Linked DNA regions of Mus musculus: region 2 is linked to region 1. Evidence: chromatin loops called from intact Hi-C (ENCODE). Cell type or tissue: heart. All regions are shown on one strand. Region 1 overlaps Gas7 (growth arrest specific 7). Region 2 overlaps Dhrs7c (dehydrogenase/reductase (SDR family) member 7C).

The links. A loop is a pair of places that touch in the nucleus more often than their neighbours do. Peaks named below come from ENCODE experiments on the same cell type or tissue, not always from the same donor. Only the 100,000 strongest peaks of a DNase experiment are listed, where the experiment ranks them.
Region 2: it touches region 1 in a loop (8-fold over the local background); 3 of 42 quality-filtered maps call a loop at or near these places.

Annotation. Positions count from the first base shown.
Region 1 is chr11:67,655,454-67,660,453 of GRCm38, forward strand. Gas7 (growth arrest specific 7) reads left to right here. Exons shown (of 14, transcript NM_001109657.3): 6 at 4,566-4,655. Among named protein-coding and RNA genes, the nearest start is that of Rcvrn, 37 kb to the right of the region's middle. In heart, a CTCF peak has its summit at 2,428 (motif pointing right); no DNase peak of the experiment used is centred here; H3K27ac peaks cover 566 bases.
Region 2 is chr11:67,809,572-67,814,571 of GRCm38, forward strand. It overlaps Dhrs7c (dehydrogenase/reductase (SDR family) member 7C), which reads left to right. Exons shown (of 7, transcript NM_001013013.2): 3 at 212-324; 4 at 1,884-2,094; 5 at 3,094-3,186. Among named protein-coding and RNA genes, the nearest start is that of Dhrs7c, 14 kb to the left of the region's middle. In heart, a CTCF peak has its summit at 2,166 (motif pointing left); no DNase peak of the experiment used is centred here; H3K27me3 peaks cover 321 bases.

The DNA.
Region 1 (5,000 bases):
GTCTGATTGAGAGTGACAGACACTAATGGCTGCTCACTGCCCTCGGCACAAACTTGACACATCAGGTTGTAGGGGATTCGAGCAACAGTGACAGGGAGAGCACCAGGCACAGGACAGAGGAATTAGAGGACCTTGTGGCCCTTCATTTGGATGCGCAGTGTAACCGGTCTGGAGGCATGGCATCCTGGGAGGGAGCAAGTGGCTGGAGGAGAGCCATGTGGGGGCCTCTCCTATCTTCTCACTTACCAAGCCAGAGAAAGGCACACGGAGTACTTAGCTGCAGCCGGAGTTCCCAAACCATGTAACTCTGCAGGCTGTAAAGACACTGACTAAAGCCCTCCCCTGGGACACAGGCATCGCTGCCCCAGCTTCCCACGTCGGGCCCTGTGGGTGGGTCACACGTGGGTGGCCTAGCTAGGTGCCTCATCAGCTGCCGTTGCTCCCTTTGTGCCTCGAAGAGTGTCTGGGAGCAGTCCTCATGATCCTGCAGAATGTCTCAACTGAGCATCCACTGCAGAGGAAGCATCCCAGCTATAGGGGTAAGGTGTTTTCCCACATGTCTGTGGGTGAGGCAAAGGATCCCCAGAGGAGTTGGTGGGAGGGGCCATACCACCCACCTACACACACACACATGCACACACACACATACACACACACATATACACACATACACAGACACACACACACATATATACACACACACATATACATACACAGACACATACACACACATACACAGAGAGACAGGCACCCCCCCCCCCCCCGTTCTGCTTCCTGCTTAGCCCTGCCTTGGCCATGAGTAGGGCCTACCTACACTTTGCCCCAGGGTATAGGACAAGTCATGTGGGACAGGGTTTAGGATCCTAGTCTAGACCCAGAGTCCTAGTCTAGATTCAAGCCATAGCTCCACTATTACATACGAGCTGAGCATTCTGTGTTAGGTCACTTAACCTCTCTGTGCTCAGTGCCTTCCATGGCTGTTATGAGGAGTCCGTGAGTTCACCCATGGTAAGCACCTGGGGCATGATTAGCTCATGCTGAGCATAAAACAGATCCCTGGGCTGTCTACTGTGTACGGCCAGGAGGGTCGGAGGCCCTCATTGTTCCCAAGGCTTTCAGAGAAGACACACCTTTCCCCAGGGGTGCAGCTGTGCATTCCTATAAGTTGCCTGGAAATCACCAGGAGAGGGAAGGAATCTACCCATGGAAGTATCGGGGAAGGACATGTCCCACTTCCTCTTCCTGCCTGAGCACCGCAGTCCTGCTAATGGAGCCTTGTGGTTTGGCGACACAGGAGCCTGGCTATGAGGCCTGAAGGTCAGAGGGGCAGAGTCAGCATGAGGACTTGGACCACTTGTGACTGGCCTGTCAGCCTCTGTGCCTCAGTTCCCTGCCCTGTGCAGGTCTGCGCCATTTTCGCAGATGGACATTTCTGCCCTGATTGCTTCCTGGGGGTGACTTCATTTCACTGCCCTCAAGGTTCCCTCCACTGCTGTGGACTCTCCCTCCCTCCAGATGCATTCATCTCCCCTCCCCCATTCCCCAGTGTGGGGACACACCTATAGTCAGGCTTGGCTTCTCATGCTCTCAGACTTGCCACTGTTGACTTGTGGGGTCGAGGGCAGTCCTGAGGCGTTCCCTCCTGGGGCCACCGTCGTGGTCTGCCATCCTGTGCAGTCTCCACCACTTGGGGCTGGGCACTCACGCAGAGGGCACGTTGTACTTAACTGCTTCCGCAAGGCCCCTCTTGCTTCTGAGCCAAACTCAGCATGCATATGTGTGAATACACATGCACTCACACAGACACACACACACACACAGAAGTACTCGCATTTGCACACACACAAACACACACATGTGCCCATAAACATGCACATGCACACACACGCAGGCCCCTTTCCTTTCTGGAACATTCTTACCTCTGCCTAGCTTGCCTGCCTCCTCAAGCACTATTTCATCTAAGAGTGGTCTCAGCATCCCCAGCCCTTCCTGTGGCCTCAGCATCCCGTGCCTACCCTAATGAGAATTGTATCCCAAGAACCATCATCCCTTAATTATCAGGCTCTTGAGAGCAGATGCTGCACTGCAGACCTAGTACCCAGTCATTGCTAGAATGACGATTTGTTGGGTCTCCACTGTTTGCCTGCTGTGGCAGAAGCTAGGAAAACCCTGGGGAAGGATGCTCTCTGCCTCTCCACCTGCCCTCATAGACGGGCTGTCAGGAAGGAAGGGAGTGTGAAAACGCCATCAGAAGTAGCAACACCGACATATGTGTGCAGGGTGCTTGGGAGACACGGCATAGTAGGGAATCCCAGGGTAGCACATACCATGGAGGGGCTATCTGGCAAACATTTAGCTCTGCTGCCAGCCTGACCTGAATTTAAACACTCTGTGATCTGACTTCCTCAGTGTTATGCACTTCTCTACATGACCACCAGGGGGAGAAGGGCTCTGACGTCTCTGGGAAGCCCCTTTGAACTAACACAAACCAGAAGTGACAGAGACAGTAACCCCGTACCCCAGAGCTCCTCACCAGGGCATCCTGAGAGTTACAGGGGCATCAAGAGTTGGCAGCTTCTCCCACTTCCCACCCTCACTCCTGCCCTGTGGCCATCTTCCCGTGGCTCTTCCAGGGCCATACAAGGGGCCTTCACCTTCTAGACCCCCAAACCTTCTCGTCCCTGCTGTAGGCATCTGTTGAGAAGGCTCTGAGACCCTGGGGCTTGCTCATTATTCTGTCTTCCACGGGTGGGTGCAGACCTTCCTTGGGTATCACTCCTCCCCTGCAGCCTGGCTTGGGAGCGCTGCTTCTCACCAGTAGTCACCCAGGCCTCACCCAGAGCCTCTGACCACACACTCGGGCTAGGACCCACCCATCTGTCCTAACAACCCCTCCCAGGCGATGAGGTGCCTTAGAAATCAGTCATGCCCGCCTTTGAGTACTGTGGCCACTACATACCAGGTCCAGGCCTGTGAATTCACCTAGCTGGGGACCCCACCAACTACACACTGAAAATTGTGTCTGTACCCAAATTAAGTATTATAAATCTAGAGCTGGTCAGAGGGTGACTATTTGTAATATGCAAATACTGTACCCTTTTACATAAGGAAGCCTTGGCATCTATAAACTCTGCCATCCACGTGGGGCTTGAAACCATTGCCTACCCCTCTAACCCCCAGATACTGAAGGGCAATAGCGTCTTAAGTCTATGGCTTCCATTAGTTAGTTATTAATTTACATGTGGTTGTGCGTGCACAGTTGTATGTACATACCTGAATGCATGTGGAGACCAGAGGAAGACACATCTTTCTCTATCACTCTCTGCCTGATTCCCTTGAGCTACTATCTCACTAACCAGTTCGATGCCAGATGTTCTCCTGCCCTTAAGTCAGAGACCCCAAGTGCGATTCAGCTGACATAGGAGTCTGCTGGTTGCACATAGTGTTTTGACTTTGCTTGGTTGTTGTTGGTGGGTTGGGGGGGGGGTGTCTGTCTCCTTTGGTTTTTAACCCTGAATTAATTGCTGTCACTCAGAACTCAAGATGGTTGACACACAAACCCTGAGCTCAGAGTCTGGTGACACAGGACAGGGATCTTAATCCGCCCATGAGATATATGTCCACAGCCCATAGACCCTGCTCATGGCACAGGCTGTTTCCCTCCCACCCTAGTTGTAGATTCTGTGTTCCAGGGGTACTGGCTGTTTGCATGCCCCTCCTAGGTGAGAGCTTGAGAACAATCCCCCAACCCCTGGGGGTTCCTCCTTGGCTCTTCCTTTCAGCACATTGGCAGATGCCTGGTCCGTGAGGAGAGGTTGAAGGGAGATGCCTTGGGGTAGGGGGTGGGGAGTTGAAGCCACAGCAGTAAGAGCAGCAGTAAAGCCACGCCCACAAGGTGTGGACAGCTTGGAAGTAACACAAACTTGGCTGGATGGAACAATACTTCTTCCCGTGCTTTCTGATCCTCTTTCCCCTCCCTCCACCTCCCAATAGGTGCTGTTTCCCTAAACAGTCTGATGTCTGCCTCCACTCATATATACATACATGTATCTTCCATGCAGCCTCTACAGGTGTCTTTTGTGTATCATGCAGGGTCTCTTTGTCTAGCCCAGGATGGCCTTGAATTCCTCAGCCTCCCAGGTGCTGGGAACCACCACCTGTCTCATCTCATTCTTAGTTACAAACTTCTCTCTGTTGGAAAGTGCCAGTCTTCTGGACGAGCCTTTTACTGCCATAGATAGTGTGTGGTGGAAATCAGGCACCCATGTCCCTGCACACATGGGCAGATAGATCTGCAACCTAGTCTCTCAGTCAAAGGATCTAGGCGTTCACAACTGCGATAGATCCTACTAAACTCACACAAGAGAGGTTCCCCTCTTTGTAGCCCCTAGAATGGGTGGGAAGGAGGGCCTGTTGCCACTTACTTGAAGTAGTCACTGGCTGCTGGATCATGGGAAGATTGCTGCGTACATCCCACCAGAATGTCTGTGGGGAGGCCTCCTCTGTGCTCTGTGCAAGTTGACCCTGCACTGACAGCGTTCTTTTCCCAATTCTGTACCCTGCAGATCAACTGTGTGACATTCCCTCACCCGGACACGATGCCTGAGCAACAGCTGCTCAAGCCCACCGAGTGGAGCTACTGTGACTACTTTTGGGTAGGTACCGCCTCGGGTGCCCTTCACTGCGACCCCAACAGGAACATGCGCCCAGAAGGGTGGCAAGGGCCTTTCTCGGTGAAGCCTCGAGGTATGGTGTTGAGTGTGGCATCTCAGACAGGACTTTCCTTTTCTAGATCATTCCAGCAGTCCCAGGGAATCTGTGTGGTTTCTATTCACATTGACGTGGAATGCAAAGAAAATGGACAGTCATCCCCTTCAGTGCTGGGACGGAGGCAGGAGACTAGAATTGCTTTTAGTAAAGAAGTCTGAGCTCTAAGCCTTCTCGGCATTGCTACGAGTGGCCTTGAACTCGTGTTCTGGAAGTTGAGTGCAGACAGGGTT
Region 2 (5,000 bases), 150 kb after region 1:
GCTGGAGCACTCGAGTAACACAAGCAAGGTAGGGGTTCTATCCTCAGCACCCCTAAAACATCTAGCCTGAGGAGGGGATCAAATGAAATGACTCCTCTAGGAGGAGAGGCTCATGGTGATAGATGTGACATCAGGAGTCCCTAAGACAGGAACTCCTTTCTACAGCTCCATTCACAAGGTAAACCCTGCCTCCCTTCTCTCTCCTCCACAGAGTGTGCTCGGGTGTTCCATGCAGGTGGGGCAAGGCTGGTGCTGTGTGGAAAGAACTGGGAGGGACTGGAGAGCCTCTATGCCACCTTGACCAGTGTGGCTGACCCCAGCAAGGTAAGACTCTCTCCAGACAGCCTGAGGAACCTCTGGATACCCTGATCCTCGTCATTGTTAGGGACAGTTACAGGGAAATGTGACAGTGGCTTTGGAGAAATCAGAGGTGACGGTGATGGCACAGACCCTGACAGAGGCCTGTTTGCCCAGCAAAAGGCTTGTTTTGATCACTTGTCAGGGTGAAGCTTGGGCACTGATCCCCCACGTCTGTGTTAGCCAGACTTATAAATAACACAGATAGTGGTGTCCCAGAAGTGGGTTGAGACTACAAGTAGAGGTGACATTAAGACAAACAAACGCCGGGCGTGGTGGCGCATGCCTTTAATCCCAGCGCTCGGGAGGCAGAAGCAGGCGGATTTCTGACTTTGAGGCCAGCCTGGTCTACAAAGTGAGTTCCAGGTCAGCCAGGGCTATGCAGAGAAACCCTGTCTTGGAAAACAAAACAAAACAAAACAAAACAAAACAAAACAAAACAAAACAAAACAAAGATAAAGACAAAGACAAGGAAAAAGACAAACAAACAACACAAGGCATAATTGCAAGGAAGAAGTCAAGGAAGCCCCTCGTAAGCTATCCAGGTTAGAGGAGTTGCCTTCAGCGCTCTTTGGGATTTAAATTGGAAAGAAAAGAAATTCCTTGCTCCTGAGATTGAAGTTGGTGTTTGCAAACAGCTCAAAAGAATTCAGAGTCAACCCTGGCACATGAGGAGACAGATTAACCACAAACACACAGAATACTACATGGAGCCTTTCTTGGGATGTTATTAGGTTTGGGGTAAAAACCAAGTTGTGTGGGAAATGCTGGCTTCCAGTCCAGCTTGTCTCAGTTTCTTTACTGCTGGACTGTTCAGAGCCTTTGATATGCTAGTATGTATTTCCCCCAAAGAACTTAAAAATCGATGACTATTTCCCAAACATATGTGACCCTCAGTGGGAACCTTCTCTTCGAGGGTGTATATCAGAACTAGCATTTGCCACAAGTTGCCTTGACTCCAGGATACTACCAAGCCCTGCCCCCATCCTTACTTCTAAACCAGTAACACCTTGAGGACAGCACGTGTCCAGAGCTGAGTACAGCTCCCAGTACATAATTGATGCTTCAGAAGCGCTCTATGGAATACACGATTTTGATCCAAAACAAAGGATGCCTGCCAACGGCCGTGCTGGATTTTCTTGTTGCCTTATTATAAAACAAATTGGTAAGCAATTTCCAAAAGAAACCAGTAGTACTCAGAGTTATGATGCCAGTACTAGAATCAGTTCGTAGTCTCCAAAGAGTCACCTAGTTGTCAAGAATGGTCTTATCGGCTGAGGAGTCCTGGCTGCAAGTTCAAACAACTGTATATTCACCCTTAATTGCTGGCCTGGTCTCCAAACCAAGATTCTCCAGCCATCTCCTTCAACTCAGAGTTGTTTTACATCTTCCCGGTTGTCTTGGTTTGTTTTTCTACTTATTCGATGACTTTGAATTCTCAGCAGGGTAGCTGTTTGATTGAGGTCCCCCAACATCGCCAAGGATGTAATCCCAAACATGTCTTGACTCTCTCCTTGCTCCAACAGACATTCACCCCCAAGCTGGTCCTCCTGGATCTCTCAGACATTAGCTGTGTTCAAGATGTGGCCAAAGAGGTCCTGGACTGCTACGGCTGTGTGGACATCCTCATCAACAATGCCAGCGTGAAAGTGAAGGGGCCTGCCCACAAGATTTCCCTGGAGCTTGACAAAAAGATCATGGATGCCAACTACTTCGGACCCATCACTTTAACCAAAGGTCCTGTGAGTTTCATTTTTCCTCCGGGTCTGTGAACCACTAGATTCTATGGGAAGACCTGTGGTGCCACCACGTGGCCATCTGGTTCTGGACAGACCCAAGAAAGCTCTTAATTCGAGTACTGAAAGCTTTCAGGTCCCCACTGTAAATGTTGGTCACAAAAGGAAGTGTCTTACTGCTATATTCTCACTTTATTATGAAACTCTGCTCTTCACCCACACTCCACCCAATACTTTTCTCTTTGTACCCAGTCCACAGCTCCCTGGTCAATCTGTCTCTCTGGACCACTGGCTTCAGCTTTTGCCTGTGCTTTACTACATAAGCCTTCGAGCTGTTCTTCTGTAAGCATGATAATCAGCCAAAGGTTCTGTCTTCAGAAATGAAGAAGACGGGGCTGGGAGACAGATAAAGTGCTGGTCCTCTGAAAGCAAGAGGACCAGATTCCCAGCACCACGTAAAAGCTGAGTACGGTGACACATGACTGTAAGCTCAGCTCTAAGGCAGATCAGAGGATCCCAGGAGCTTGTTGGCTAGCCAGTCTAGTGGAAATGGCAAGATTCAGGTTCAATGATGGATCAGACCCTGACTCAAACAATAAAAAGAGTCAATGACACCTGAAGTCAACCTCTGGCCTCCATCGTGAGTGCACAAGTAAACACACACAGGTACACACACACATACACAGAGAGAGAGAGAGAGAGAGAGAGAGAGAGAGAGAGAAAGAGAAAGAGAGAGAGAGAGCTTACCTACTATCAAATTCTGTATCACTTATCAAGTGGCTTATTTTAAACTACCCAGCAATGTGCCAGCCAATTGGTCTCTCTTGGAAACACTGGATCAAATGACTTCCTGGGACCACCTCTGTCTCTGTCCCTTGCAGTCTAATAGGTGATGACGACAAGGTAGCAGAACCATGGGTAACAGTGGGGGTGGGGTGGGGATCTGCCTCTATGGCCTGCCAATCTCAGATTTCTCTCTGGGACTCTTTGTATTTTCCAGTTCTGCTTCCCAACATGATCTCCAGGAGAACAGGCCAGATTGTGTTAGTGAACAACATCCAAGCGAAGTTTGGAATCCCGTTCCGCACAGCTTGTAAGTCGCTAAGACAAAAAAAGAAAAAAAAAGTGTCCTTGCTGTATGTTTTGTGTCAGGCAAGCACTGTTAAGTCTAGACTATGCCAGGGACCACATGAAGTAAATGGTGTCTCATCCAACGAAGAGATGGGTTTGGTGGGGGTTCTTTCATGTCTCAGTTCCCTGGGAGACTTGGAGATATAATAGACAAAATTCTTTTCTCCCAAAGTACACTGCCACAGGTGGAAAGACATGTGTAGCATCAATGTAATATTGTAGGTGACATGATAGTCACACTCTTACATACATGTATAGCCCTAGCTCAAATACTTCTTCTTCTATGAAGTGGTTCCCAAAGATCAGAACTGGGGACAAGAAGGACACACATCACAAAACAGGAGGAAAAGGAACTTTCTCTAAGGAAAAGGGAGAAAAGAAAAGGAGAAGAACCCAGGGGTGGAGCTTTGTGTAATAGCAATGTCATAGCCAAAGAGGTTTATCCAAGACACACTTATCGCCACCAAGAATCCCAGGAATTGGGAAGCCCCAAAAGGGGGATGCGTGTGGAGGACACTGTAAGGGTGTATTCCCAGAATCTGTTGGGTGTCACTGTGGAACCAGTCCCACCTTTTTAATATCCCTTTTGTGTTTATTTTTCCTGGGAGAGATGAACAAATAGCTACTCACTCCGATAAAGAGCCAAGGATAGACACAAGAAATAGTTCTGCCCAAGTCTAGCTTGACGAACCAAAGCGTTTCATTGGCGCTGGAGACAGGAGACAGAGGATGAGCTACCTTATAGGAACATGGATAACTCACAAGTGGTTACAGCACTGCAGACAATGTCTTCGTCAGACAGAGGTGGGCCTTTTGAACACCTCCCCGTTGCAGACCATTACTGGCTCTTGTAGATGTTTGTTATTTGTAGCGCAGTATTGTAGCATACATCCACATTTCTTTCAATTGATGGCAAATTCTGCATCGCTTGAATGTACCACGTTATTTATCTATCCATCTATTGACAGCTATCTAGCGATTCCACTTTGGAATTATGAGTAATGTTTCTATGAACATGCATGAATCCTTTCTGTGAGAACATGGCTTCATTTCTCCCAGGTGCAAACCTAGAAGAGGGATTATATTTTAATGTTTAAGAAACTCCTGGGCTACTTCCAAAACAGACACACCATTTACATTCCCACCAGCATGCCATAAGGGTTCTAATCTCTCCTCTACTCAACAATACTTGTGATGGTCCATCTAGATTTCAGCCCTCTTAGTAGTGTGAAGAAATGCCCTTGCTTTAAACTTCCCTCTGTTCATGAAAGTAGAATTGGGTGTTCCCTGAGCTCTGAGGGTGGTCCTACTATGAGCTCTGAGGGTGGTCCTACTGCAAGCTCTGATGGTGATCCTACTGTGTAAGCTCTAAGAGTGGTCCTACTGTGTGAGCTCTAAGGGTGGTCCTACATGTGTGAGCTCTGAGGGTGATCTTACTATGTGAGCCCTGAGGGTGGTCTGACTGTGTGAGCCCTGAAAGTTGTCCTACTGTGAGATCTGAGGGTGATCCTACTGTGAGCTCTGAGGGTGTTTCTACTGAGGCATAGGAGATGGAAGGCCAGGATCTTACTGAGGCAAAGGAGATAGGAGGCCAAAATCCTACAGAGGCATAGGAGACAGGAGGCCGGGATTCTAGTTGATGCTTTTTCTCCTTTGGCTGTGGAACCTAATGTCATCACATGAACTCTCAGCTTCTCCTTTCCTCTTCATAGAGTGGACACAATGGCTCCTTTGTCTTTTCTCTCAGTATATAATGGTCTCTCAGCATGCAAGCAC